Regions from separate parts of the Mus musculus genome. Here regions 2 and 3 are each linked to region 1. A link is a loop called in an ENCODE intact Hi-C map of the cell type or tissue named here. Cell type or tissue: heart. All regions are shown on one strand.

Region 1 (2,500 bases):
GCACTCCCATTTCTGTTGAATATAGTCTGGCCCATCACTCAGACTCCCAGAGATCCACCCACCTGTGCCTCCCAAGTACTGTGATAAGAAGGCTTGTACCACTATGCCCAGTTGTTATATTTACCTCAGTATCTTCTGGGGAGACTCTTGGAATCCTCACAAGACCCCTCTCCACAGCAAAAACACCTAATAGATTAGATTAAATTAACTACCCATACACACAAAAAATCCTATAAATACAAAATACACGTTGGATTTCAGTATTAATACTAAAAAATGTTAATAACAATGCAAGATGACTAAAACTTTATATTAATAACAGTTTAGAAATATGGGATTAAACTAAAATATTAAAATTCTTTTCTTTTTCTTACTTTTGTTGAAAGGGACTTTTTAAAGGAGAATAGAAATAAGAAAGACCTGACTGCTCTTAGGTATAGTCGAGGAGAATGTTTACTGTAGATAAAGGGAGAACTAGCAGAGGCAGAGGCAAGGACATCTGGGAGAGTCCAGAGTGAGCAAGACCCTGAGGAGAGGGGAGGAGCCGCTGACTGAGAGGGTCAGCCTCGTCCAAGAGATTGGTCAAGAGACTGGCATAGCTAAAATATCTGAGTTATGGGGTCCAGAGGAGCTGGGGCAGGAGAAGTTCTGTTAGGGGCGGGGTGTGCTAGCCAAGAGGGCCTTGTAACAGGTAGAGATCGAGGGGAGCTGGGAGAACCTGGCAGCCAGCTTTGATATGTTGATGAACACCACAATTAGCCATTTATTCAGGGTTTGAGACCTAATAAAAAGAGTACTAGAAAACTTGAAAATAAACCAACATTTTATTTAGGAAAAAAAAAAAAGGAAAAAGCAGGAAAGCTAAATTACATACGTTGCTCACATTGTGTTCCTATTGGATAGTTCTTGCTCACTTCCCACCTCCGGGCTCCAGGCCTTCCTTCCTCTGCATTCACAGCTGTGGCTCCAAAGAGACAGCCTCAGCCAGGCTTTTAAGCCTGTTTTCTCCTGCTTTCAGGACAGCGCTGAGGCTTCTGCCCTGTGTTCTGCTGCCCCCAAGCGGCTGCTCTTCTACGCAACCCTCCAATGACAGCTACCCTTAGTAGTGGGGTTGTATCTAATTCTTGAAACACTTTTGAGGTCCCAAACCAAGGATCCTAACTCTTTCCAATCCTTTGATTTTGCTGGATTCGGAGTGTGGAGATGAGACGGTCTTTCCCGCCTGCCATCTCAGCACGTCCGAGGTGGAAGTAAGAAACTGAGGCGTTCAAAGACATCCTCTGCTACACCAAGAGTTTGAAGCCAAAACAGAACAAAAATCCAGTCTACAAAAGGAACCTCGGTTATTTCTTGGTCCCTATTGACTGTCCTTTTGCTTATTGCTAGCATGATTAAAATGCATACACTTTTTTTTGGTCTCTCACTACAGATGGTTGTGAGCTACCAGCTAGGATTTGAACTCATGACAGAACAGTCAGTGCTCTTAACCGCTGAGCCATCTCACCAGCCCTGCATGCACCTTTTAATTGTGGCTACTTGTTGGTGGAAAGTTATTGTTTACATCTGAGAAAGATGCAACTCACCCCTTGATGTTAAAAAATGCCTGAATTTATGGAGCTAGAACTTGTGTCCTAGAAGGTAATTTTCTGTTATTGGCAATGTTATGTTATTACTGTGTTATGTTCATAGCATGGCAACAGGCTTGATCTCACCACGAAGTCATAATGGAGGTTGTATATGAGAATTATATAGTGTGCCTCATTCTTTTTGCCAGATCAAGCCTTCATCCTCACAGGTTAGTGCTCTACCACTGAGTTACATCCACGGCTCTTAGCATTATAGAATGTCTACCACACATTTAGCACAGGGCCCAGTACATTGCAAACTCCTGGTAACTGTAGCCACTAATGTGTGAAACTGTTACTTGAGTAGGCATGATTTGAGGGTGTTCTTTGTTGCATGCTAGGACTCTATGTCAGAAGCATCATGTCAGTCAACAAAGGGAGTGGAAATGAACTACATTTCAATCTGACAGTAGACTGGGAAAATGCCCAGCTGCTTGGGATCTTTCTGGAATTTTGCCAGTCCTGGGTGAACTCAGCCAACCAGGGCAATGGGAGCAGATGGGAGAGGTCATGGATCAACTCTACAGGGACCTCTGAGTTTCCAAGAATACATGAAGATATCCCAGGGCTGCGTGGAACTATAGATGAGCTGACATAAAATGGGCAGCTCTTTAAGGAAAATGGATCTGTATATTTTAAGTAGATTATGGTCAGTATCAAATTCCAATAGCATTCCTATTTCTGTGAATACAGGGTATTTAAAAGAGTGTCTAACTGCTCTGTTTTAAGGCATTAGCATTGTGATAAATAATGCTACAAATTATAGTCTTTGCAGATGTATTCAAACTTAATGAGGGAAAGCTGTCTGTAGCTTGGGTACAAAAGTTGAAAGTTCTCTCTGGGCACTATGGCGCACATCTTTAGTCTCAGCACTC
Region 2 (2,500 bases), 300 kb before region 1:
TGTTAACCTCTTGGCTGGTGAGAGGACCTCAGATGGCCTCTGTGAAGCATTCAGGAAAGAGCCATGGTGAGATTATTCTCCAGTCCCTGTCTGGGTCCTGCTCTTGTCTCTGGTAGGGATAGGGGTCCTTGTGTCTGTCCATGGGCATGAGGTCATGAGAGGGCCCTCTTTTGTGTCTGAGAGAACTACAGTGACCCGCTAAGGACACCAGACTTTGGGACAAGGAAGAGGCAGGAGGCGAAGGCAGTGAGCTTCTTGTGTCTTATCATGAATGCCCCATCGGTCGCCATAACACTGTCCCTGCCCACTCAACATTTTTATCTAAATTGTCATGGCATACATATGTGTGTGGGTACAAGTCACAGATGTACAGAGTCGAGGAAACCTGTGGAGTCAGTTCTCTCTTTCCATTCTTACAAAGTTCCCAGGGCTCACACGAGGGTGGTCAGGCTTGCAACATTTTGGCCAGCGCCTTTGCATGATAAGGCCTCACAGTTCCAGGATAAAGCCTTTATTTTGGTATCCAGGGACTAATTTCTACCCCACCTTCCTCAGCTGTTCTACACATGTGGGCAGATGTTCCCAAACAGGCTTCCTTTCTGTCTCTCTGTGGCTCTTCTTGTCCAAATGGTCCCTTCCCCCTCTTCTCTGCTAGGAGAACCCCTTCCTCCCAGGATCTAGTTTAGTAGACGTCCTATCTGTGGGGGTACCTGCCTTGCTCCTGGATCAGGACCCCTTCTTGCCCCCTGGACTCCAGTCAACATCACCTTGCCCTGAAGTGTGTTGTCACTATATTTGTGTGATATATTTTCTAGGGTGAGCTCCCCAGTGGCAGGGGCCAGAGGCCAGAGGCCAGATTACATCCTGGAACTAGGTGTGAGCACCATAGACTCATACTTGTCGGATGCATTTGCATCTGTGTGAATGTGTGGGGAGGAGGGCAGTTGCAGGTAAGTGGTAAGTGGCCCTAGCCCCAAGTCTCCCAAAGTCACCTGGATTGGATTGGAGCAGAAAATTTATGATATTTGTCTCTTTTAAAAAGACTAGATATTAATTTGTTTCCAGAAATTAGAACACGTTATTGGTAAGACTATTTTTGGACCAGCAAGTCAAAAATCTGATATCTGTAGCATCTATAAGGCCCTACATAGGTTTGTTTGAGGCATTACCAGAATTAACCACAAGGTGGCAATCTTTCCCTAACTCCCTGCAAACTGCAGGCAACCCCAATTTTAAAGCGTGTTGTCTATCCTTGGTGGCTGCACAGCAGTGCCGGTTTTCTTTCTTTCTTTCTTTCTTTCTTTCTTTCTTTCTTTCTTTCTTTCTTTCTTTCTTTCTTTCTTTCTTTCTTTCTTTCTTTCTTTCTTTCTTTCTTCCTTCCTTCCTTCCTTCTTTTCTTTCTTTCTTTCTTTCTGTAATTAATTAGTTTATATTTACATCCCAAATGCTCCCCCACCACCCCTTCCCTTCGTCTCTGAGAGGACAGCCCTCCCCTCTCTTCACCCTGGTGCATTAAGTCTCTTCAGGATTAGATGCATTCTTTCCCACTAAGGCAAGACATGGCAGCCCTCTGCGACATATGTGCTGGGTGCCTTGGACCAACCCGTGTATGCTCTATGGCTGGTGACTCAGTCTCTGGGAGCTCCCAGGGGTCCAGGTTAGTTGTCACTACTGATCTTCCTATGGGGTTGCCATCTCCTTGAGGGCCTCCAGTCTTCTCCCTAACTCTTCCATAGGGGTCCTTGACCTCTGTCCAGTGTTTGTGGGTATCTGCATCTGTCTCAGTCAGCTTCTGGGTAGAGCCTCACAGAAGGCTGCTATGTTAGATTCCTGTCAGCAAGCACAACATAGCATCATCAATAGTGTGAGGGATTGGTGTCTATCCATGGGATGGGGCTCAAAATGGGCCATTCCTTCAGTCTCTTCTCCATCTTTGTTCCTGCATTTCTTTTAGACAAGACCAATTTTGGATCAAAAGTTTGTAGGTGGGTTGGTGTCCCCATCCCTCTGCTGGGGGACCTGTCTGGCTATTGGAGGTGGTCTCTTCAGGCTCCATATCCCAACAGTTAGGCATTTCTGCTAAGGACTCCTGAGGATTCCCTAGGAAGTCTGTTCTTTCAAAGTGCCTGAACTTTCAAAATTGCCCTGAGGCGGCGTCACTCATTAGCCTTATTGTCTCCATGGTGATAACGGTGCATACACACACACACACACACACACACACACACAGAGGAATGTGGAATCTGCCTCTGGTTTTTTATAAGATAGTTCATTTGGTGTACCCAGGGTTAGCTGGGAGTTGGTGGGCTTGGCTTTTCTGCACAATGTCCAGTTCTTCTTCTTCACCTGCCCATTGCCAATGTGTTCAGAGGCAGGCAGCTAGGTTTCCCTTCTATTTTGCCAGATACCCAAGGCTCAGCTTGTTTTTAAGGTGGTCAACCCTACCTCGTCTGTAACCACTGGGCTGCATGCTGGCCTGTGAATTCTGTTGTGGGGGCTG
Region 3 (2,500 bases), 56 kb before region 1:
GCATGCCATTAACATGTAAAAGGATGACTCCAAGCCAGATCCAGTTGGCACATGCCTGTCATCCTAGGAGGGTAGGTGAAGCAGAAGGATCGAGAGTCTGAGATCAGCCTGGGATACACAGTAAGGCTCTAGCAATCAATCAAATGCCATCCAGAAGGACAACAAATTGCTGTTAAGAAACCAATCAGTTAGGAACCAGGGAGATGAGGGGTCAGTTGGTAAAGCATACACCACACAAACATGAATTTGATCATCCAGAACTTAATCCAAAAAAAGCCAGGTGAGTTCTTCTACCCCAGCACCAGGAAGGCAGAGGTAGAAGGGTCCCTGGAGTTCAGGCAAATCGATGCACTTCAGGTTCAGGGAGTTGACCTTGTCAAGAGATACAGTGGACAGCAACTGATGAAGAGACAGAACACTCACCCCTGGCCTCTACACACACATGTGCACACATACACAAACACACACAATTAGTTGACTAACAGTTAAAATTTGGCCTCTGTGTGAAGTAAAGAAGTCATGGCAGCAGCTATGCAAAACTGCGAGCCCCGCCCCCACCCTTACCCAGTAAGTTTTCCTCCCCATCCCCTCGTGCGGGCTCTCCTTCTCATGGACGCACCTGTTCTAGATACTTCTCGTAAGTTCTCTAATATAATATGTGTCCTTTAGTACCCAGCTTCTATCTCTTAGCGTTCTGCCTTCATGATGATTCACCCAATTACAGCCTGAGTCAGGATGCCATTGCCTTTCAGTTGAATAACACTCTACAGTATGGACGTACCACAGTACCTATCTACACATCTGTGACCAGAATTTGGTCCCCTAGAGATTAACTGTAACTCCCACCCTGACCCCACAAGGAGGGATTATTTTGTTCCAATCCCCAGAAGGCAACACTGGGGTCCCTGGGGTCCAGGTTTTAACTTGAACTAAACCTCTGGCCTCTGAAACCAGATGCCTTCCCACTGTGCTGTCCTCCCAGCATTCCTCACTCCACACACCTCTGTGTCCACACCCCAGGCTCCCAAAGGGGGCTGACCTGCTATGCACAGCTTAAGCTGAGCTCCACTATAGCCCCAAGTCACATGATTGGAGGGCTGCAGCCCCAGCCTTGGGGACCAGCTTTTGCTCAACCAAGGTTTTCCTAGACCCCAAACCAGAGGCCAAACACCCCATGTGCGAGGCAGGAATCTGCAGTAGTGCCCGGAGTTTTCATCTCTCCTGTTGTTTTCCTCGGCACAGAGGAAGGTGGCCCCCAGCAGATGGCCCTAGAGATCCATGAGCAAGACTACAGAGCTGGGCTGGCTGCACAGTGAGCTGGAAAACAGAACCAGCATAGATGGGCACAGAGCAGTCGCTAGTGAGGGTTTCTCTGCTGCCAGTGCCTTCACTTCTCAATCTTAAACATCCTTGGTTTCAATCCCCGCTGCCTCTTCCTGCCATCTAGCCTCGGACCATGCCAAATTGCACCTCCTCTGAGCCACCTAGCCCAACAGCAGGAAGTAGGTTGATGCTCTCTAATTTGAAAGGCCTAAACACTCCCAAATCTGAAACTCTGTGAGCATCAACAGGCCTCAAGGGGAAAACTGCATACCTGACCTCCGGCAAAGGGTCACAGTGAAAACAAAGAGGCATTGAACAGTATAAAACTGGAGCTAAGGTTGTAGTTCAATGTTAGGGCACTTGCCCGGTATACACAGGTCCCTAGGTTCAGTCCTCACCCCCCCCCACACACACACACACACATGTGCACACACACCCCTGCCTGTAAAAATCACCATTACCATGAGGCCACCAGTATAAGGCAAACAAGATGGCCCTCACAGACCATCTCCTTCTTCCTCTGTTTTTGGATAGGGTCTTCAAACTCCCTACCTCTGTAATTGAGGCTGAACCCTAGAACATCTTTCTCTCTCTCTCTCTCTCTCTCTCTCTCTCTCTCTCTCTCTCAAACATTTATCTATTTATTTATCTATTTATTTATTTATTTAATATGAGTACATTGTAGCTGTCTTCAGGCATACTAGAAGAGGGCATCGGATCCTATTACAGATGTTTGTGAGCCACTATATGGTTGCTGGGAATTGAACTCAGGACCTCTGAAAGAGTAGTCAGTGCTCTAGAGTCACTGAACCAGCCTCTAGAACATCTTTTTAAAGATAAGGTCTCACTAACTAGACATGAAGCAAATAAGAACAACAACGACCATGCTGCAGAGCCTGGAATCCCATCAGAGCCCAGCCCTGCACACACAGGTAACTAAGGAGGATGAGAGTGGGAGATGCCATCTTCCCCAAGGATGAGCACACCAATTGGTTATCCAATACAGATGGTCATACCTAAAAAGATACAGACAGTACCACACTGAGCAGGTCACAGTTAGGAACATATATATATGTATAGACATAACAGCAACTAATGAAAAAGTATCCATGAATTTGAAGCAGAGCAAGGAGAGTTGAATGAGGAGGTGTGGAGAGAGGAAAGGGAGACAGGGGAA

Evidence for each region. Peaks named below come from ENCODE experiments on the same cell type or tissue, not always from the same donor. Only the 100,000 strongest peaks of a DNase experiment are listed, where the experiment ranks them.
Region 2: it touches region 1 in a loop (2.8-fold over the local background); 23 of 42 quality-filtered maps call a loop at or near these places.
Region 3: a loop joins it to region 1, with 6 times the contacts of the local background. A loop is called at or near these places in 31 of 42 quality-filtered maps.

Annotation. Positions count from the first base shown.
Region 1 is chr7:99,498,925-99,501,424 of GRCm38, reverse strand. It overlaps Gm39056 (a long non-coding RNA gene), which reads right to left and starts at 961. Exons shown (of 4, transcript XR_869821.1): 1 at 875-961; 2 at 125-186. In heart, a CTCF peak has its summit at 1,061 (motif pointing left); a DNase peak (open chromatin) is centred at 1,014.
Region 2 is chr7:99,797,139-99,799,638 of GRCm38, reverse strand. No RefSeq gene overlaps it. Among named protein-coding and RNA genes, the nearest start is that of Neu3, 30 kb to the left of the region's middle. In heart, a CTCF peak has its summit at 1,173 (motif pointing right); a DNase peak (open chromatin) is centred at 1,528; H3K27me3 peaks cover 928 bases.
Region 3 is chr7:99,554,834-99,557,333 of GRCm38, reverse strand. All of the region lies in intron 1 of Arrb1 (arrestin, beta 1), which reads right to left. Among named protein-coding and RNA genes, the nearest start is that of Mir326, 3.8 kb to the right of the region's middle. In heart, a CTCF peak has its summit at 1,262 (motif pointing right); a DNase peak (open chromatin) is centred at 1,233; H3K27ac peaks cover 802 bases.